2 separate regions of the Homo sapiens genome follow, and region 2 is linked to region 1. Evidence: chromatin loops called from intact Hi-C (ENCODE). Cell type or tissue: Caco-2. All regions are shown on one strand. Links, peaks and the distances in the headings refer to the core of each region. The heading gives the core; the rest is flanking DNA.

Region 1 (11,665 bases), core at 2,259-7,258:
GAAATTTGGATTTGTTAAATTTGAAATATCTGTAAGCTATTCAAATGCAAATAAAATTAAAAACTGACTATGAGTCTGAAACTGAGACAATCAGCTCTACCTTGAGATATATATTTGGGAATTCATAACAATCAGATGGTTTTCACACCTAATGAATGAATAAATCACCTGAAGAGAGATTGCTCAGAGAGCCCTGAAACTGGGAGATTAGTGAAGGATTAATGGAGCTCAAATGAGAGAAAGTGTGATGTGTAGCCCAAGAAAGGAAACTGTTTCAACAAAGTTCTGGTAAATTATATTAACTACAACCTAAATGTTAAATAGGATACGGATCAAGAAGTGTGCTTTGGGTCTGGAAACAACTCAAAACCAATTTCAGGTGAGTGGTGACAAGACATCAAATTGGAATGAGCTGATAACTGAAAGGGGTAGGCTTCTGAGCATATTGAGTAATCAGAGAATTGGAGGCAGAAACTCCTTATTTCTAGACATTTGTCTATGAAGAACGGCAGAGAAAATGGAGATAGCTTGGAAAGTGAGATAGGGTCAAAGAAGGTTTTTAGGAACACCTTACTTGTGTCATCCTCCTCATCTGATCTTAACACTAAGCTTGTCAAGAACTGAGAAGGACAAAAAAGGGAGCACCTTATTTGAGCCTGATTTTAGGAACTTTGTCAGGAGTGCATCTCTTTAATGTTTCTACCTGTGAGGCAGTCAAAAAATCTGGGCTGAATATCTGATTCCCCCTACAGATCATTTGTCTGCACTTCATCCTTCTTCCTACTCCCCAGATTTCACTCTTCTAATTTGACTTCTGGGACTCTGCATGTTTATTTAGGCTCCCTGCCCATTCCCACCTTTTCTAATACCCCTAGCTTCTTCAGCAGGTCCTATGCCCCACAACATGATCAGTTTTCAACTTGTAGTTTGAACTACTTAAAAAAGAATATGTCACAAAGACCTACTAAATGTCAGCCTCTCAGACAGATGATATAGCTCTCTTGGCAAGGGCTCGCCTAATAAATGGTTTTGTGGTTCACAAGAAAGAAGGTTGATGTGAGTGCTGATGTGACTAAAGCTCAGTTGAAATATTAATGACTAAACTCCATTAGATCTCCACCCAACCTGAGCTACTTCCCAATGAGTTAGTCTCAAGAGCCATTTTTTTGTTAACTTATGACTTAATCAAATGTCATATCTCTTTCAAATTTTCCCATCTCCAATCCCTTCAAAATCTATTCTTCATGCCTCCTACAACACAGAGGCCTGTGACTCAACTTCCCTAACAAGTCTGAAAGTCATCAGAGGCACTGAATGAACCTAAATATCCTACAGCAGCCCATAATAAACCTTACCGTGTTTTCTTACATTGCTGCTTGAGTCAACTGAACCACACTTAAGGGAGCACCAGGCTGGTTAGAAATAGCCTTCTAAAATTTTTGTTCCCTTCATGTCCTCTAAAGCATAAAATCTTCTTGCCTCAGAGTCCTGGTTTGTTATCTTCTGCCTATGGCCAGGGAGTTTAAAGAAATAGATTCAGAATCAAATTTTGCCATATGTGGAAATGCTGTAGAAGTATGATGATATCACATGATTATTTACCTTTATTCACAGGACTTTGATCCTGATAAAGATGAAGTTTATGAATAATAAAGATACAATTGAAGATACAGTGGGGTGGATATAGAACAAACTCTACATATGCTATGTTAAAAGGCAGCAATAAATCCAGCCATACTTAATTGTCATTATCTCTTTAGTAGAACTGTCATGTCCAATCTCCTTTGCACAAGCTCTTGATTCCTTGTTCCTAACTGTCCACAGTTTGCTTTTCTCAATAATTATATTAAGTTAGATAAATTAAAGTCTAACCAAAACGAATTTTACATAATATCCCAGTCCATTTGTGCAGAGTCTCTAAAAACCTCTAAACTATTTCTCTAGGCAGTAGGGTAGCTAATTATTTACCCTCGCAGCTGCCTCCAAGGCACTTCCGATCCTATGTTTAGAACAGAGAATGATTCCATTTGATTAGGAGAAAAAAATGCCCACAACTTTCCTAAAACAACATGAAAATTCCATCTATCCAAGGGGACTAAGTAATTTACTCTCTGCAGATTCCTTTGGATCCTGAAATAATGTGCAGTGATGCATAGGCACATGGTCATTATGCCCCAGATTTCCTCATTTAGGAAATCAATTCTTAAACGTTGGGGATATGCAAATTCAATTATTCCTGAACTGCAGAATGATAATCATGCACTGAAATATGTATTAGCATATTCACGCAGAGCAGGTTTCTCCTCCCCCAGGGTTCTCTGCCACCTGTTGAATTAATTTGGTCTCATCCCTTGACATCCATCAGGTTCCACATATGACAGGGGCAGACTAACTTAACCTGTTGTCAGAGGAAACTGCAAAGTAACAAGAGAGTGTCACATCTCAGCAGAATACTACAGAGAAGAGGCAAAAACTAGAACAAATGCTTAGCTAGCCAGTCACCAGATATTCCCGAACAGTGCACCTTGGCAAACAAGGACCATTTAAATCTAATTAAGAAGTTTCTCTTCTGGTCCACTGGGGATCTGCACAACGACACAAGAACAGTGCTTAACTGGCATCATGCTTGCTAAGCAAGCACTTGGGAATTAAATTCTTTCTTATTGTTCTTTTCAAATATTTCTGAACCACAGAGAAACTCTGCTGTCATGATTCTAGAGAAGCAGAAATAAATTTCATTCTCAATCTGATTTTAATCTATACACAGAGAAAAATATCTTTTATTGTTTTAGGACTCCCTTGCTGACTCAAATCTTCCAAAGGCTTGGGACACTTGTTATATAGCGAATATATATGAAACATTCATATAAAATATTATATATATAAATAATATTTTATGTGTATCACATAACATTTTCTGTCCCAAAGAGTTATCACATGAATACTTCCTAGCTTCTATCTTTACTCATTTTGGTGAGAAAATTTAGTTATTCAATATTCATTTCCAAATTAAGTATCATGTTTCCCCCAACAAAACAAGTTTTTCTCTCATCACCTTCTTCCCTAGCTCCTCTACTGCAAAGAATCTCCCTTTGACCAATGATGAAACCCACCTAAATAGCTACTTCTGGATTCAAATTATTGAGTGATTATAGGAACAGGAGAGCTATGCAGCCCAAACGCACTTGGGGAGAAACTTGACAAATTCACATGTATTAGTTAGTACTCAATTTAATCATACCCTACTCTGGAAATCTGCTCTAATAACCTATAAATGTATTTATCACACCTCTTTGTACAGTAATTTAATTTTGCCCAGTTGTGTAGCAGGGTTCTTCGATTTTCAGTTAAGAAACAATGTTTTAAAATCACTCTGTATTTCATGGGTCTAGCACTTATACGATGAGAAATAAATGCACAAGTATTTCTGGAATAAATGAGTTAAAGAAGCTGAAATTTTATTTGATGAAAATAATAAAATATATTATCCATGACCATCATTTTAGCTTCTTAGTATATAAATAGCATTATATTGTATTATAGCACTACAATGCTTTCTGGAGGTATAATCAAAATATAATATCTATTTTTGTATATCAGAAAACTGATATATAGAAATATATATAGAAATATAGAAATACACAGAAAAATGTGAAAACTTCAGTTAGATTGGTTTTAGAGAAGAAGTAAGGTTCCTGGCTTCTACCTTGTTCCAATATTTTTTTTCTGTCTCACAATTACACTAGCCTCCTAATTCTAGTCTTAAATTATTTTTCTATTACTATCCATCAGTGCTGATTTTCTGTTCTCCTTCTTTCCAATACAGCTGTAATTATTCCAGCTGTAGCTCTACTTCCACCATGGAGTTTCTATTCGTCATGCTATTTTTATATTCTACTATCCTTTAGTATGTGCAGCCAGATTCTCATACACTCCTTCAGATATCTTCATTTATGAATAATTATTTCATTATACAAATGCTGGGGAACTTCTGTGTAATAGAGGTTGTATTGTATAAAAATATAAATAAATTTTTTCTCTTTTAAATTCTGTCTACATTCCCTTCTCCTTGAACAAGGGACAGCCTGAGCAAGAGGCATATCTTAAAAGATAGTTTTAAAATAGCTTTTGTTATCTAAAACAAGCAAAAAGCTTTATAGGAAGATAATAGATGTAACAGACAGGTTTTATTACAAAGGAGAAGGAATTTTTCTAAGTTCACTTATCTCTCTTGTAAACATATCCAGAGAGCATCTTGGTGGATAAAATCATAAAGAATTTTACACAATGCCTGAAGTAAAGACAAAGGATACGAAGAAGAAAGAAGAAAGAAGGAGGAAGGAAGAAGGAGGAAGGAAGGAGGAGGAGGAGGAGGAGGAGGAGAGAAGGAGAAGGAGAAGAAGAAGAGAAGGAGAAGAGGAGGAGAAGAGGAGGAGAAGAAGAGGAAGAAGAAGAGGAAGAAGAAGAGGAAGAGGAAGAGGAAGAAGAAGAAGAAGAAGAAGGAGGAAGTAGGAAGCCCTAAACCTGGCCTTCCTAGATTAAAGAATTATGGAAGCATAGAGGAAGGGAATGGATCATGGACCCAGATATAAATACTGAAACTATAAACTCCTACAATGAAACAAGAGAATATCTTCTCAACCCTTGGGTAGGAAAAGATTTCTAAAATAGAATTCAAATAGTGTTCACTAGAATATAAAAAATAGACATTGATAACATAGTCACACAGAAAGAAGCCTTGTTAGGTCTTCAAGCCTCTCTTGGCTTTCACATAGCTTGGATACCTAGAGAAGTTCCTGTGTGACCCTTGATAAAGCAAACAATAATATGGCTGAAAGTCAGTGGCTTTTTCTTGTGAAATAACCTGACATTAGAGATGAGCCCAGAGCAAGCTGTTAGACACAGCCAAGATCAGAGACCTTTGCAACATCCAAGAGTGCTGTGGGGATTAGTTTATAAGAGAAAATTACTGATCTCTGATTGAGCTAAGAAGGCAAACCTCCAGTTCCAGCAAAGACTTCAGCAGCAAACACCAGAATAGCCAGGAATGGGACTAGCCATACTTTAAAAGCCACAAGTCCAATGAGCAACCTAATACCTCTTCAGATAATACCATACAGATCCCTTAGGCTATGCATCTCACATATATGCAAACAACATACTAGAGAAGTATAGAGAGAAACCATGGAACTCAGAAAATACAAACAAAAAAAATTCCTGACACATCTAATCAGAGGCTAAGAAACCTACGGAGAGAAAGTTAAATTATGAGCTTGGATTGACAGTACCAAAAAGGTCACAATGTCATTTTTACCCCCTTACCTCCTCAAATAGCTTGATGTTTAAAAGAGCTCTGAGATCAGAGTGCTTGGGTTCAAGCCACCCATCTTCAGTTCACCAGCAGCATTACTTGAGTCAACTGTATCACTTTTCTAAGCCTCAGTTCCCTCGTCAAATCAACAGGGACTATATCAGTATCTATACCAAAGCACTACACAATAAACAGCCTCTGATACAAACTATGTGTTCAATGCATAAACATCATTAAATATTCCACTATAGTGTGGTAAGTTTACAAGGAGGAAAATTAAAATCAGATTGGATAGTATGGGAGGTTTCCCAAAGAAGGTGGCATAACTCAAATACTGAAAGGCATATTGAGATTGATGAGAGGAAGGGGCTTTGTAGAAAACTGTATCAAACAGATCAGGCAAGCTGGAAGAAATGGTACAGCTAAGGACTGCAAGGGGGATGAAGCCATATCATAGAAAGCCTTGTATACGGAATGATTCTGACTTTGCAATATGTGCAATGATTGGGAAGAATGAGATTAAAAATGGAAGTTTTTAATTCAGAGCTGATATAATCAACCCTTTGACATTTGGAAAAGACAACTGGCTAGTATATAGAGCAGTATTTTCCAGACAGCAGGTCTGAGCCTGCTTCAGATCAATGTAGTAAGTCCAGGCCAGCATAATTTTTAAATGAAATAGAATAAATAAAATGAGATCACCTATATCAAATTGGATCATATACTGGAGGACTAAATATCACTTTGTGAAATTTTGATTCTATATATATTACGAGTGTGTGTGCCTGCATGTTAATGACTCAGATGCAAAATTTCTGAATGTAAACCATAGCAACTGGGAAAAAATGAATTGGCGAGACAAAGTGCAGTGATAGGAAGACTAGGAACAAAGTGCTTACCATATTGGAATCTGAAAGAGTAGTTTTATCTTGGTTTGTTTCTAATTAAACTAGAGGAACCATTTTACTTTGAGTTTTTGGTGTGTGTGTGTGTGTTTGTTTGTTTTTTTGGGTTTTTTTTGTTTTTTCTTGCAGTCTATCACCAGTTTTCAAGTGCTTGAATTTGCACTTCAATATTGCGAAATCAATCAATATTTCCCAAGACATGAAACTTCAGTCCACATGTAAATGTGATTTTCCCTTTGATGTTTACACATTGTCACTACATACCTAAAATATTTTGAAAACACAACATAAGAAGGCTAAGCCTCAGATTCTTGTTCCTGCTTCTATCCTACTGGCTATGTGACTTTAGCCTGTGTGAAACTTCAGTGAAAGAACTGAATAGTATAATCTGTTAAGTTTCTTACAACCCTTCATAGTATATAATTCTACTTGACTGGCTTGTTCATGAACACAGAATATTTTGTGAGATTTGGGATTCAAATTCAGGGTGTTCGTGTTGCTAACCTATGACATCAATTGAGCTAGGCAACCATTGTTTTTCAGCCTGCAAAGAAGTATAGTTGTAAAAATCATGTGTCCTAACAAGTGTTCCCAGCAGGGTGACTCAATCCTGTAATCTCTGATTGCAATGCTATTTTGCACGTAATGCATTTTATTGTGTTTCTTATACCCCTACTGCATAACAACTTTCTTGGGAAGGGGAAAATTCCTTAGTCTTTAAATATTCACTGTATCTAACACAGAGGTGAATTTACAGTAGAAGCATATATAATTCTCAATTAAATAAAATGGTAGAATTTGCTTCTAGCACTAAACCTTCAGAAAATTGAAAAACTGCATTTTAAAAAGTCTACTGAAGGGATCTAAAAGTAACAAAGGCAGTTAAAAATGGACGAGTCAAGATCCCAGAGGTGGGAACTACATTGCTACGAGCCTAAAATTCTTTTCAGTGTTTCCTCTAGAAATTCCCCTTTTGTGATTTCTACCTGATGATAAGACAAGAATCTAAGCAGCCCAGAAGGGAGTTGCAGCTAAATGGCTAAGACACCATGTACAGCTTTCAATGGTCTCAAAATATGAACTAACATGAAAGAATTGAGTCAGAGTCTTTAATATATTGTACCACAAAAGTGAAAGCAAACTGAAAAGAGACAAGCCCTTATCAAGGAAAAAAAAAATCAAAAAAGCAGATTTTCAAGTAGTCCTCATTAGAACATCTTAACAGATTAGCAATTCAAGAGAATAAAATTCTTTAATATAATAAAGAATATATACAAAAACAAATAAAATTTAAAAACTAAAACATGTTTAATGGTTAAATATTTAAAGATTCCTTCTGATCAAGAAGGAATGCCATTCAGTATTGTTCTAGAGGTTCAGGTCAATACTATAAAGCAAAAAGTGTGTGTGTGTGCAAGACAGAGAGATTGCAAAAGAAAGAAATGAAATCACCATTATTTTAATACAGCATGGTTATATAGAGAGGAAAATGTTTACATGTATATAAATTTAAAAATACATACATGCATGTACACAGGTCAATGTTTGCAAAGTGTATATTTATATATACTAGCAATAGACAACTAGAGAATGAAAATAATAAAATACTATTATCTATACTATCAGAAATGCCAAATACCTAGGACTCAATCTATAAAAAGGCATGTAACATCTCTCTGTAGACAACTAAAAACTTTTATGGCAAAGTCAAAACCTTAAAAATAATGGAGGGTCATGCCATATTTATGAAATGGAAGGTGAAATATTTAAAAATATGTCTCCCAAATTGACCTGTAGATTCAATGTAATCTCAATTAAAACCTCAGCTAATGTGTGTTTGCATAAGTTTACATGCTGATTCTAAAATGTATATGGAAAAGCAAAAGGCCAAGAACAGCCAAGACCATTTGGGGTGAAGGAACAAATTTAGAACAATTACACTAACAGATATAATATCTTATAAAGTTCCAAGAATTAAGAATAGAATGGCTTTGGTATATGGCAAGAAAACAAGCTATACAGAATAGAGGAGTTCAGAACCAGATCATGTATACATATGGTCACGATTTATGTAAAAATGTGACTTTGTAATTTAGTGAGAGAAATACTCATATCAAACAAGGATACAAATTCAGGTAGTCATAACACCTACAAATAATTTTTAAAAATTTAAAAATACAGTAGAAAAATGGGAAAAAGTCTCAAACAGGAACTTCACAAATAAAAGAGTATCCAATTATTCAATAAATAAGCATAAACACGTTCAATCTGTTGAGTAATATCAAAGAAAAATTGCACCTAATGGAGTCACACAGGAAAGGAAGACTCTATTCAAGACTTGCAAGATGGGTGAGAGATGAAACTCAACTCCTCTGAAACTAAAGGCTGCACACTTTTCAAGCACTGAGGTGAGCTAGGGGAAAAGTGCTGGAGGACATTAGTGGGGAGAGGAGTCCATGTGATTAGGTCATCTGTGTTTGCTAATTAGCACTTTACCTTCCCTCAGAAATTGGGAGATAGAGGCCTCATTGTTCCTCACTGTTCTTAATGATTACATTTTAAAGATATGGCTCCCAGATCCTTGAGGAAGACATTTCTAGGTTTTAAGACTGGTAAGAGACAGGAAGAAGTTGTACATCTTAAAGAGGGAGAAAAATGTTCCAAGAAAAAGCAGTTCTGGGGCCTAAGACCAGGAAGAAATCTGTCAAAAGTTTAAGTCAGCTCAGGGGAATGAAAAAGCTATCTTGGTCAGTCATTAAGGAAATGAAAAATTAAAACTACAGTGATGTTTTATTACTACTTCATTAGAAAGATTAAAATTTATTTTAATAAAGGGCTGGAAACATCAAGTGTCAGTGAGAATATGAAGCAACTGAAATGCTTCAAAACTGTTGATCAAAGTATGAAACAACAAAAGCATTTTGGGAAAGTATTTGGAAGTATCTACTAAAACTGAACATCCCTATATACTATGACTCAGCTGTGTATTTTTAAATATATTTTAGGTGTATACTAAGTAAATATATGTATGTGTCAGAAGCATTTGAACAAAAGCAATTCCATCTTGAATAGGGGCTGGGTAAAATAAAGCTGACACCTACTGGGCTGCATTCCCAGGAGGGTAAGTGTTCTTAGTCACAGGATGAGATAGGAGGTCGGCACAAGATACAGGTCACAAAGGTTTTGCTGATAAAACAAGACAGAGCAAAAAGCCGGCCAAAACCCACCAAAACCACGATGGCAACAAAAGTGACCACTGGTTGTCTTCACTGCTCATTATATATTAACTATAATTCATTAGCGTGCTAAAAGACACTCCCACCAGCACCACGACAGTTTACAAATGCCACGGTAATGTCCAGAAGTTACCCTATATTATCTAAAGTGGGAAGGAACCCTTGTTTCTGGGAAATCCCTGCCCCTTTCCCAGAAAATCCATGAATAATCCACCCCTCATTTAGCATATAATGAAGAAATAACTAAATATACTTAGTTGAGCATCCCATGCCCTGCTCTGCCTATGGAGTAGCCATTCTTTTATTCCTTTACTTTCCTAATAAACTTGCTTTCCCTTTACTGTATGGGCTCACCTTGAATTCTTTCTTGCATGAGGTTCAAGAACCCTCTCTTGAGGTCTGCATTGGGACCCCCTTTCCAGTAACTTATGTATGTACACATTTTTTTTGTTTTTTTTTTTTTTTTGGAGACAGAGTTTTGCTCTTGTCCCCCAGGCTGGAGCGCAATGGCGCAATCTCGGCTCACTGCAACCTCCGCCTCCCAGGTTTAAGCGATTCTCCTGCCTCAGCCTCCAGAGTACCTGGAATTACAGGCATGTGCCACCAGGCCCAGCTAATTTTTGTATTTTTAGTAGAGAAGGGGTTTCACCATGTTGGCCAGAATAGTCTCGATCTTCTGATCTGCCTGCCTCAGCCTCCCAAAGTGCTGGGATTACAGGCATGAGCCACCGCACTCGGCCATATATATGTTTTTATATATATATATATATGTTTATAACAGGTTTTGTTCATAATAGCCAAAAACTTGAAACAACTTATATATTTATCAATAGTTGAATGGTAGCTAAATTGTGGATTTCTGTAAGAAAATATAATACAGTAATGTAAATAAGTGAATTACCTAAACATAATATTGAAGGAAATAAAGCAAGACACAAGAGAGTATATGCTATGATTCCATTTATGTGAAGTTAATAAAGAGTCAAAACTAATGTATGGTATAATAAACACACTTTAATAAGGATGAAGGGTCATGACCAAAATGGGCCTAAGAGAGGCCATTATGTTCTTCTAATATTCTATTCTTGATCTGGCTTTTTAAAAAAAATCACTAAATGTGTTTACAATTTGTGAAAATTTACCCTTATGAATTGTGCACTTTTCTGTATATATGTGATAGCACAAAAATGAAGCTAGAGAAGTTTAAGAGAGCTCCAAATGATTGGTAGAAGTTGGTGAGTCTTAAGGAATTCCTACTCCTACACTGGAAAAAAAAAAATGCACGTAAACTAAAAGTAGGGAGGCCTGTTGTTAACTAGGGACATTCTGGACCCAAATGTTATGTGAAAACAGCCAAAGGCTGTCAGCTCATTTTTATCACAGACAGGCAGGCAGGCCATTTGTGTATAAAAAAGCACAGTCCTTGAATAATCATCACATTTCCTTGTTTTACAAATGTAGAACTATCACTCCAACAGTGAAGGTGATGACAGCAGTCACTTTTGTTACTGTTGTTGTTTTATTGTAGGCAATCTAAAATTAGAGCAAATAACTTGCTGGAGTTGGTGGTTATTGAATTTTCCCACTTTATTTTAAGCTATAACATTACAGGGGACATTGAGTACTTCCTAATTTTCCTTGCAAATGCCCCCAGCAAAACAGAACTGAAGATTTTTTTTCTATCTACAAAGAAAGAATATTAGCCTGGAGTCAGACAGTTATGGGTTCAAATACACATATTTAACCTTGTTACATGATGTGTAGTAAGAAAAATAATATTTTGAGCAATGATTTTCTTAATAGGGGGATAAAACCACCTCTTTTCCAGATTAATGTCAGTTTTAAAGTAATATTATATTTTCACAATCTCGGCCATGACCCTAACTACACCTCAGCAGTGGTAGAGTAATTGTTGAAAGCAAGAAGGTGGGAATGTCTTTTGTTATCCTTCAATAGATAAGATGTCAATTCTTAAATATGTCTTGTGTGTGTGCTTTTCGTTACTCCAATTAGTATTTATAATGTGAGTGAAGCTGCATTCTTGAGACCTGAAGTGGCAGTTACAACTAAATCATGACCTTCCTTCAGTTTTATACTTCAATTACACTTTATATGGAGGATATAATTTCACATTTGGTAACACTTGGGAGATTAACCAACACACTCATTTATGATACTTTACTCATCCAAACTCACATCCTGCTATTAAGTTG
Region 2 (11,665 bases), core at 3,239-8,238, 110 kb before region 1:
CTGTTTGAGTGTCTGGTTCATTCTTTCAACTTTTGAGAACTCTGTGGGCGATAGATAAGCTGTTGGCAGTTTCCATTTGATTTTTAACATCTGCGTTAGCTGTTGTACTATTTTTGCCACAAATGCTGGGCCATTGTCTGGTCCTAAAGTTAGAGGCAGTCAAAATCTAGGAATAATGTCCTTTAATAAGATTCTGGTTACTTCCCGAACTTTCTCTGTCCTGGTGCGAAATGCCTCGGCCCACCCTGAGAAAGTGCAGACAAACATTAGAATGTACCGGTAACCTCTGGCTCGAGGCAGCTAGGTAAAGTCCACAAGCAGGTTTTCACAGGGTGTAGCTCCAGTTTCTTGAATCCCTGGGGGCCATGTTGGCCCCTGCTGTGGATTGTTTTGGGCACAAGTTAAACATTGCTCACAAAGAGCTCGAGTGATGGCAGTTAGGCACGGCACATAGAAATGCCATCCTACACGAGTCTCTAATGCGGTTTTTCCCATATGCGTTTCTTGATGAAATTGCTTTATGAACTGGGGAGCTATTGTTTCTGGGATGGCAAGTCTCCCATCTGAGAACTTCCACAAACTTCCTTTCTGGTAACTTCTGCTCTCCTGCTCAAACCAAGCCTTTTCATTAGAGGAGTAGTTAGGGGGTTCTGTAAGGGGAAGCTCCAGTAAGGGCGTGGTAAGGGTTTCCTCTTCCTTCTTAGTTACGTCTGTCATTGCAGCTCTTTTGGCTTCTCTGTCCACCTTTCTTTTTCCTCTAGCCTCATCACCTCCTCCTGTTCGATGCCGTTTGCAATGGATGACTGCTACTTCTTTTGGAGCCCATACAGCTTCTAAGAGCTGCTCTATTTCCTTTTTATTTTTGACTTCCTTTCCTTCAGTTGTTAATAATCCTCTTTCCTTAGATATGGCTTCATGGGCATGCAGAGTGGCAAAAGCATACCTTGAGTCAGTATAGATGTATACCGACTTTCCTTTGGCCAAGAGCAATGTTTTATTGAGAGCTATTAGCTCAGCTCTTTGGGCCAAAGTTCCAACCGGCAGAGGGCAGGCTTTGGCTACTGAATTCAGTGTTACCACTGCATATCCAGCCAGTCTTCCTTCAGATACGAAGCTGCTTCCATCAGTAAAGTATTCAACATCTGGGTCCTTTAAGGGCTGGTTCTTTAAGTCTTTTCAGCTTCATCCACTGTTTCCACAAAACAGTGATACCCTGGGCCACACAACGGGACTTTCCATGCTCCACCCATTCTATTGGCAGCAGTGTGGCTGGATTTAGAGCATTCACAGTCTCCAAGGTTATATACAGGTTTTCACACAAAAACCCTTGATATCTTAACATCCTAGTGTTAGAAAGCCAGCCATGACCCTTCTGCTCCATCAGGGTGACGACTGCATGGGGCATCCAAATTATTAAACTTTGTTTAAATGTGAGCTTGTTAGCATCTTCCACTAACAGGACAGTGGCTGCCAATGCCTTGAAACAGGGTGGCCATCCCATAGCCACCAAGTCCAGTCGCTTGGACAAATATGCCATGGGCCGATACCATGACCCTAGTGTTTGTACTAAGACTCCTGTAACTATTCCTTTTCTTTCATGGACATATAGGTAAAAAGGCTTTATCATGTCTGGCAGTCCTAATGCTGGGATCTGGATCAAAACCTTCTTGATTTCTTTGAAGGCCATGTCCTGTTCTTTCCTCCACAGGAGGGGTTCCTTTTCCCCCACTTTGGTAGCCTCATACAATGTTTTTGCCAAGAGCGAGTAATTTGGAATCCAAATGCAACAGAAACCAGCTGCCCCTATAAACTCCCACACTTGTTGTCTAGTGTCAGGTCAAGGAATGCCGCACACAGTCCCTTTTTGCTCAAGTCCAAGCTCATACTGCCCTTGAGAGATGTTAAAGCCAAGATACCTTGCTCTTTGGCCACAGATTTGTGCCTTTTCCTTAGATACCTTATAGCCAGCCTTCCACAGAACACGAAGGAGGCTTTCTGTGCCTTGAAAGCACTCTTCTTTTGTGGGTGCAGCCAACAATAAATCATCCATGTACTGAAAGAGGACACAGCGGTCACTTGGTGGCACGAAAGCCTTCAGGTCTGAGGCTAGTGCTTCCTCAAAAAAATGGTTGGGGAGCATTTAAATCCTTGGGAGGCCTGGTCCAAGTATACTGTGATGAGCTCCACTCAAAGGCAAAGATGCCCTGGCTTTCAAGAGCTAGTCAAATGCAGAATAATGCATCCTTTATGTATAAGCACATAAACCCAGCAGCATCAGCAGGAATTTGCCCAAGCATTGTATATGGGTTGGGCACAATGGCATATAATGTAGCTGCAACCTTATTTACTGCCTGCAAATCCTGTAGTGGCCGGTAATCCCCAGAGGGCTTTAACACCAGTAGCAATGGAGTGTTCCAAGAAGAGGCACATCTTTCTATTATCCAAATTTAAGGAGCCAGTCTATATGCTTTATAATCCCATGGGTGGCTTCTACTGGCATGTGATACTGACAGATTCACACTGGGTAATTGCCCCGCAGCAGTTCCACCACTACGGACGCCTGATTTATGGCTAGCCCCAGGGGATTGTCTTCTGCCCAGACCCCTGGCAGCTTGAGAAATAATTCCTCATATATTGCCTCATTTCCCCACTGTCAAAATGCATCTTTACAAATTTTGCGTCTCTCATAGAGTCTCCATTCCTCTCTTGTTGGGACAGTAAGGGTCATTATCATGGCTTTTCTTTGACCTAGGTTTAGAGTCATGTCCCCTTCTGGTGTAAAGATTTGTCCTTACAATTTCTGGAGCAAGTCTTTTCCTAACGAGGGCACTGGACAATTTTGCAAATATAAAAATTCATGTTGGACTTCTTGTCCTCCAATGACACACCTTCTGGATTGACAGAAAGGCCTTTTCTCTGATAGTCTGGTTGCCCCAACTATAGTAGCATAGTTTTTAAAAAGCAGCCCAATGGGCCATGTCACCACCGAGTGTTCAGCACCTGTATCTACCATAAAGTCCATCTGTTGGCCTCCCACTTTCATGGAGACCAGGGGTTCCTGGAGGCCTAGAGAGATGGATCCCAGTCTGTCTCAGTCCTTATATTCCTCAACTCCTGCTAAGCCAACCAGATCAGCGTCTGGCTTTAGAACAATGGCTAGAGGCTGCAGTCCTTGGCTGGGCATCAGGTCCCTGGCTGCTGCTTTCTTCCTTTTCTCTTTCTGGACATTTATCCTTCCAATGCCCTTTCTGTTTGCATCTCATACATTCATCCCTCTCAAGCCTAGGCCAGCCTTCAAACCCTGGCCTAGCTTGTCCTCTCCCGTGACCACATCCATGACCATGTCCACGTCCTCTCACAAAACCAGTCTCTCTTTCAACCAGAGCAGCAGCCAACAAATCAGCCTTTCCCTTGGCTTATGCACTTTGCCCCTTTCTTGATTTCCTCCTCTTGATTAACAAACACCTTAGTAGCTACTTGAATGAGCTGGATAATATTCATACCCTCAAAACCTTCCAACTTCTGAAGCTTCCATCTAATGTCACCTTGTGCCTGGCCCACAAATGCCACATTAACCATGCATTGATTCCCTACAGCCTCCAGATCAAATGGTGTATAAAGCTGGAATGTTTCACAGAGTCTTTCATAAAATTCACTGGGACTCTCATCAGCCTTTTGGCATACGTCTGAGACCTTTCCCATATTCATTGCCTTTTTCCCTCCAGCCTTTATTCCATTAAGAAGTGCCTCCAAATACCTCTGCAGGTTTTGCAGTTCTGCCTGGTTGGATCCCAATTTGGATCTGCTTCTGGGAACCTCTCCTGTGCATACCACTTGACATAATTTTTGCCTTCAGATGCATTGCTTTCTAACCACTGTAAGGCTCTCTGAGCAACTCTCCCGCATTCTTCTGTATTGAACAATGTTAAAAGTAGTTGCTGACAATCAGGCCAGGTAGGGTTAAGAGTCACAAAGATGGACCGCATCAAGTCCATGAGGGCCTGGGGCTTCTCTGCGTAGGAGGGTGTATGCTGTTTCCAGTTAAGGAGGTTAGTGGTGGAGAAAGGCTTGTAAACCAAAAGGCATTGCTCTCCTTGTACTTGACCTTATTTAGCATGATAAATTTGGCTTTTTGTCTCCTGGAGAAACATCTGCATGGCTTGGGTGCGGCCGGATCTGAGACAGCCTGCCCCGTCACCTTGAAGTGCTTCTTTAGTCTTTATAGGTAGGGGGCTCTGACTCTTCCCTGCGGGGTGATGCCTGAGGCTCACTCTCCTCTGAACTTGATTCCTCAGGGGCCGCTTGTGCAGCATCTTGCCTTGGCCTTGCTAGAGATGGATAGATTGGGACATAGAGAGGTGGAAACTCCCTCTTCTCGGGCAAGGCCTGCAGAACAGGTTTTTTATGTTTTCCTTAAGGCTTTTCCTTTCTTTCCACCATCCCTTTAGGTTCTTTTGCTACCTCAGATCTGGCACGAGCTACCAGGGTCTTACAGGAAGTCTCATAACAGGCTTGTAAACACTTGGGGTGAGTTTGAATGATGCTCAGCCAGGAGTCAATGTATGGGAACGGGTCCAGGTACCCAGGCTGTTCTTTGACTCTGGTTATGACCCTAAACACAAGGCCAATTATCTCTCTGTCTATCGTTACTTAGGCCAGCCACCCAACACTAAAAGAAGGCCAATCTATTTCACAGAGAGTTCTCAATCTCTGAGGGGTTAATTTAACTCCATAATATCCATTAAAACCTTTCTTGAAATTCTCCAACATCCACTCCAATGGAGTAGGCTTTGATGCTTTTCCTCCCATTCCACCCTTTGTGATGCACTTTCACTCTCACTTTCACTCCTGGACAGACCAGACCAGGTCCTATTACAGCAGGTTCAGACTCTGCTTAGCCAGGAGCATGCCTGTCACAGCTAGCTGCAGCTATAGAGCTGGTCCTATGGGCTGTATGCAGTGTCATAGGTCTGGTTTTTCCCACACTTGCCTTGGAGCACACAGTACACACTAAGAGATCTGTGTCTCCCCACATCACGCCCCACATTGGTCTCTCCCAGGACCATCTCTTTCACTCACTTTCACACACCTCCCCATCCCTGAAACAGTTTTTCTTTCTGACCGACTCACGAGCCCCACCCACATCTGGTGTCGGTTAGGGTGTGAGTTTCATCCAAATCAATGGCCTTCTCCAACTGTCCCAACCCCCTCAGGTCAGACTAGTCCTCATACCCTGGCAGGTGATCAGGCTCCCCTTCCATCTTTATGGGACAGGTCTTGCCTTAGGGCCAAAACCTTACCACGGTTCAGATGTCTATGTGCTGCTCCCGTGACTGTCCTGCAACCCTTTCTACCAGTTCCATTTGTGCTGTCGGGGGAGGGCTCTGGAACGAGGGAGGGACATTCCCCTTCCAGGCTGAAACTCTCCTGGTGGCACCAAGGACCCCAGGTCTCCTGCATCGTGGGGCTCTAGCCCACAGGCAAAGAAGATAGAAAATAGGCCATCTCCAATCCCAAACGGGCCCGCAGAAATATTATGGGACAATCAAAGACTGGAGAAACTGAAAAAGGTTCAGGAGAGTTTATCAAATCAAGGTGATCACTGACTCAGCCAGACATACATCCAGAAAGTCTGAACCCCGAACAAAGGACTTTTCCTACTTTTAAACATCTTAAGGCAGGAACTACGTGAGGTGGGATGCAAGTTATAGAAGCAAGAAAAAAAGGCAGCATTACAACATTTCTTACATCTTGAGAGAAACATGTCTTGCAACCTAAACTTATCAGTCTTGTGACCCTGCAGCCAGGCAGGAACTCACTGGGCCCATAATAAATGCTGAGGAATGTGGAGGTGGAGAGTATAGATAAGGTCCACTGTCCACAGAGAGAAGACAGGCTGTTAGTATTCTCTTTTAACTTGAGTGTAAGGAGGGGTCACCCTTTGCAGCAACTTTAAGAGGATTTTAAAATTTCTATTACTACTACTATTAGGTTAGAGTTGTTGATTTCACTAATTCCTTCTTCAATAGAGTACTTCTTTTGTGAAACCAAGGGCCAGTCTTTAAATAAAAATAATTTCTATTTGAGCAGGTTGGGAGGAGCAGCAGAAAAAAGATCAATTACCTCTCTAAGTAATGGTAATTAATAATTCTAAGGAAAGGAGAAAGTACTGTACTTACAGTAAGACAGTAATATAACCCTTTTCTTACTCATTTTGGATTTAGCTAGGATTTATGTCTCAAACCCTAAGGCCTGGAACACCAGAAGAGGTGTTAGGCACACACTTGGCAATGCCTGACATTTACCACTTAGCCTTAGGGCCTGGGAGATAAAAGGAACCAGTGAAGAATGTGACACAATAGTGATCATATGCCCAAACTAGGGAAATGGCCACTTCTCTACTTGTTTTTTGCCTAATGGAATGTGTGCTTGTGTTGTTTGATATTCTGTATTTCAAGAGAACCTAGACACACAGATGTTTAAGTGAAATCTCTAGAGCTTCCACATATGTTCAAGATCTCTCCCTCCTTTCTCCTTTCCTGCCTTCCTTCCTTTTATGTACCTTCCTTCTTTTTATTCTTTCTTTTTTACTATTTAACATCAAATAGGTCAAAGTTAAATGCTGAAACCAAGCAATTATGCAAATTTAAGTCAACTGGTTTGTGATTTCTGGTTGAGATAAAACTGTGCCTGAGAATCCACCTCCAGGGTTCTAAGAGTTGCATCTATTGTTGGACTAATGTCTATGAAAGTTAACAAACACACATGCCCATAATCTCATTGAACTGGTAGGAATTAAAAATTAAACCCAGGTCCATGCAACTTCATGTCCAGTATTATTTCTACTATGCATTTTGGATCTTAGGCTATAGAAATAAGATCTACCTACTGTCATCCAAAGGAAGCATAAAAACATGATGTTTTATATGAATACAAAACTTTATATATATATATAGTTATGATCACACATGTTTAGTTAATGTATTAGGCACCCTGAATAGAAGAATTTTCATAATAAGATTGATAAGATATATTCTGCATCAATCCTACATTCTTTGTTAAATAGAACCACACAAAATTCAACAATGACACCCCTCTGGAATCTTGGGACCCCCAGAAGCCCTGTAGCTGAATGGCAAACAGAATGAGGCTGGTAATGAGTTGCATTGGGTGAAGTCCCTGCCCCAATATTTACTAAAAATAAAATGTTCAAAGGTGTCTCAGCCTTCTTAAGCTTCATTTCCTTTATAAGATAAAGAAATAATAAAAATAACATTACCTATCTCAGAGTGTTAGTTAGAGAAAAACAGAATTATAAATGTAGAGACTGCAACAGAAGATCTAGTGTATACTATGCACTCAAAAAATAAATAACATAGTTATTGACATTATTTTATTCTAGAACTTGTGGGTCAGCTTGTGACAAAACCCTCAAAATTTTGATTAAAAACTTAGAAAATTATCTTTGGCACTCAAATCACAGGCAGAAGGTGATAAAACGTTTTACTGCTGCTGCTTTCTATTCTGATTTACTGCTGCAAACAAACACCCCTCCTCCCCCAAAAGAAAAAAAAAGGTCTATGAGGAACCTCTGTGAGGAGGTAATTGTGTGAATTTGTGTGTGTGTGTGTGTGTGTATGCATGATAGATATCTATACTATATTTTAGACTAAATTCAGAAGTTTTCTCATTTGCATATAGAGTATATTTCTATCTGCAGGAGGCCAGTTGGACCCTGTCTGTATTTGGAAACCATTTAGGGAAACTCTAAGTCAGCTTAAAATGTCAAACAATTCTTTGTGGCTCAATGGGATTATAGGCTTTTTTTCAAAAATTTCTTCTTTGCACTTTTTTTTTGCATTTTTCTTTCTTAATGAACATGTAATATATTTAAAACTAAAAAGTTTTAATTTAAAAGGAAAATAGCTCAAGAATTTTATAATATTCATAAGTATTTAGTGATTTTTGATATGACTAATAAAATCAAATAAAAATATATTAATATTTGCAAGTACTTTTGAGACATTATTGGCTTTGAGAATTTGATCAGAATGACCTTGAAATACAGACTGTAATTTCTCTTGAGTAGAGTGGAAAGATAATTTAGGCCAGCACATTTACCTTAAGTTATATAACAACAAACCTGTATTTTTTATTGAAAATGTGACTTACATTGACTTCTACTCAGAGCAAGTGGTTCAACTATTCTTCTTCATAACAAGATAGTTTAAACCCTATGCCATTTATCACTCATTAAGTCACTTAGTGATTTAAAACAAAAGGGACATATTTAACTCATGAATCTGTGGGTCAGCTGAGTCATTCTTTTGGTGCCAGCCATATTTAGCTGATCTGAGCAGAGCTCACTCATGGATCTGCAGTCATCAGGTCAGTGGCTGGCCTAGGATGTCCTCACTCCTGTCTAATGATTGGCTGGCTGTTGGTCAGGGTGAAGATGGTGATGGTTCACTTGTCTCCCTCCAGCAGGCCATCCTGGATTTGCACACATCGTTGTTTGCAAGAATCTCAAGAGAGTAAAGCCTGGACTTGGAATTGGCACACCATCACTTCTGCTGCATTCTTTCGTTCAGTGTCACTCACCAGGCACAGTCATATTCAAATAGCGAGGAAAGAGATTTCACCTCTTAATGGTAAGAGCAGCAAATCACACTGCACAGGACATGGATACAAGAAGTAAACAATTGGGGGTCATTATTGAAATTGATTAATTATAAACCTTGCTTGCTGGTATTTGCAAGTGTGCAATCAAATATCCCACAGGATCAAACTCCTGGTGTTCAAACATTGATGGTATTAAAATAAATGGGTCGGTATGGCAGTATGTAGAGACACAGTGTACTGTATGAACATTTTAGGTATAAAACTAATAGCCTAATGAAGTCTCATTCCTTGTGTTCCCACTTTTCCATTTTAATGGAAATGTAACACATTTGGTTCTTTCACAAAAAAGAAAAGGTAGCTGTGTTCCAAAGAGCCCCAGTCCTTCTGCACTTCTGCCTGCCTTTAATGTAAAACATCCCAACCAGGACCAGCAATCTCTTTCCTCTTCTCTAAGTAAAGTTAGACTCGGTTCATAAGTCTTCTACATGCTCTTTATAATTTTACTCAATAACTTCAATACCAGTTCCAAACAGTAGTTGTGGTTTGAAGGAGAAAACCAGTGGTATGCTATGAATTCATGTAAATGAAGTAATTGACTATGGTTAAGAATTGAGCAAGAACTTTTTTGTTACGGAGAAGTAAGTTTCACTTACTGAGTAGAACAGTAAACAATTAGAAAATGGATTTTCTCTAGGTGAAATTAAGACTATATAGTACACAGTATGTTTTGTTTATGTGCTGGGGGTGGGAGGAGAGGGCTAAGGAACAATATATCTGGCACTATTTTCTCCTTACCTAACATACAATCCCCTTTATCTTCCTAGTTAATAGAATTACAACTTGAGAGAATGAGAGTATGGATGGCACCAAAGTGCCCAGCACCCAGTGATGACAAATCATGACTTGTCTAAGCCAATATTGTTAAACCTGCCCTCAGCTTGTCTAGATTCCCTTATAGACAAAGGTGGCTATGTAATCAGTTATTGACCAAAGAGTCACAAAAAAACATCTAGTAAGGGTAGGGATTTGGGGAAAATAATGTAAGTTTTAAAGACAGTATAAATGCACATTTCTATTTTTCTTTTTAAAATTTTTGTGGGTATATAGTAGGTGTATATATTTATGGGGTACATGAGATGTTTTAATACAGACATGTAATGTGAAATAAGCACATCACGGGGAATGAGGTATCCATCCCCTCAAGCCTTTATCCTTTAGTTATAAACAGCCCAATTACACTTTTAAAGTTATTTTAAAATGTACAATTAAGTTACTATTCACTATTGTTACCTTATTGTGCCATGAAATAGTGGGTCTTATTCATTCTTCTTATTTTTTTGGTAGCTATTAACCATCCACCTCTCTGCCCTCCACTACCCTTCCCAAACTCTGGTAACCATCCTTTTACTCTCTATGCCCATGAGTTTCACTGTTCTGATTTTTAGATCCCACAAATAAGTGGGAACATATAATGTCTGTCCTTCTGTTCCTGGCTTATTTCACTTAACATAATGATCTCCAGTTCCATCTACGTTGTTGCAAATGACAGGATCTCATTCTTTCTTTTTTATAGCTGAATAGTACTCCACTGTGTATATGTACCACATTTTCTTTAACCATTCATCTGTTGATGGACACTTTTGCTTCCAAATCTTAGCTATTGTAAACAGTGCTACAACAAACATAGGAGTCCCTACCGATTTCCTTTCTTCAGGTCTATACTCAGCCAGTGGGATTGCTGGATCACAGAGTAGCCCTACTTTAAGTTTGTTGAGGAACCTCCAAACTGTTCTCCATAGTGATTGTATTAATTTACATTCCCACCAACAGTGTATAAGGGTTCCCTTTTCTCCACATCCTTGCCAGCATTTGTTATTGCCTGTCTTTTGGCTATAAACCATTTTAACTGGGATACGATGATACCATATTGTAGGTTATTTTGTTGTTGTTGTTTTTGTTTGTTTGTTTTTTTGAGATGGAGTCTTCCTCTGTCACCCAGGCTGGAGTGCAGTGGTGCAATCTCAGCTCACTGCAAGCTCTGCCTCCCGGGTTCATGCCATTCTCCTGCCTCAGCCTCCTGAGTAGCTGGGACTACAGGCATCTGCCACCACACCCAACTAATTTTTTTGTATTTTTACTAGAGACGGTGTTTCACCCTGTTAGCCAGGATGGTCTCGATCACCTGACCTCGTGATCCGCTGGCCTCGGCCTCCCAAAGTGCTGGGATTACAGGCGTGAGCCACCACGCCCGGCCCAGTTTTTAATAGTTTTTCTGTGGAGTCTTAGGTTTATATAAATAAAATATTATATCATCTGCAAATAAGGATAATTTGACTTTTTCGTTTCCAATTTGGATGCCTTTTATATCCTTCTCTTGTCTGATTGCTCTAGCTAGGACTTCCAGTACTATGTTCAATAACAGGGGTGAGAGTGGGTATCCTTATCATGTTCCAGATCTTAGAGAAAAGACTTTCAGGTTTTCCCCATTCAGTTTAATACTAGTTGTGGGGTCTGTCATACATGAATTTTATTATCTTGAGCTATGTTACTCCTATCCCCTGTTTCTGGAGGGTTTATATTATGAAGGGATATTAAATTTTATCAAGTGCTTTTTCAGCATTAACTGAAATGATCATTTTTTTATCCTTCATTCTATGTGTGTAATGTATCACATTGACTGATTTGCATATGTTGAACAATGTTTGCATCCCTGAGATGAATCCCGCTTGGTCATGAGAAATAATATTTTTAATGTATTGTTGAATTCAGTTTGCTAGTATTTTATTGAGGATTTTTGAACCAATATTTATCAAGGATATTGGTCTGTAGTTTTCTGTTTCTTGATATGTCCTTCTCTGGTTTTGTTTTCAGGGTAATACTGGCCTTATACAATGAGTTTGGATGTATTCCATTCTTCTCTCCCTTTCAGAATATTTTTAGTAGGATTGGTATTAATCTGCCTTTAAATGGTTGGTAAAATTCAGCAGTAAAGCCACAAGATCCCAGGCTTTTCTTTCCTGAGAGACTTTCCATTATTATTTCA

Evidence for each region. Hi-C counts contacts between places; a loop is a spot of excess contacts. Peaks named below come from ENCODE experiments on the same cell type or tissue, not always from the same donor. Only the 100,000 strongest peaks of a DNase experiment are listed, where the experiment ranks them.
Region 2: it touches region 1 in a loop (7-fold over the local background); 2 of 110 quality-filtered maps call a loop at or near these places.

Annotation. Positions count from the first base shown.
Region 1 is chr3:34,566,647-34,578,311 of GRCh38, reverse strand. No RefSeq gene overlaps it. Among named protein-coding and RNA genes, the nearest start is that of LINC01811, 410 kb to the right of the region's middle. In Caco-2, for the core only: no CTCF peak of the experiment used is centred there; no DNase peak of the experiment used is centred there.
Region 2 is chr3:34,673,431-34,685,095 of GRCh38, reverse strand. LOC124909365 (a long non-coding RNA gene) reads right to left here. Exons shown (of 3, transcript XR_007095867.1): 3 at 7,632-8,670. Among named protein-coding and RNA genes, the nearest start is that of LINC01811, 520 kb to the right of the region's middle. In Caco-2, for the core only: no CTCF peak of the experiment used is centred there; a DNase peak (open chromatin) is centred at 5,815.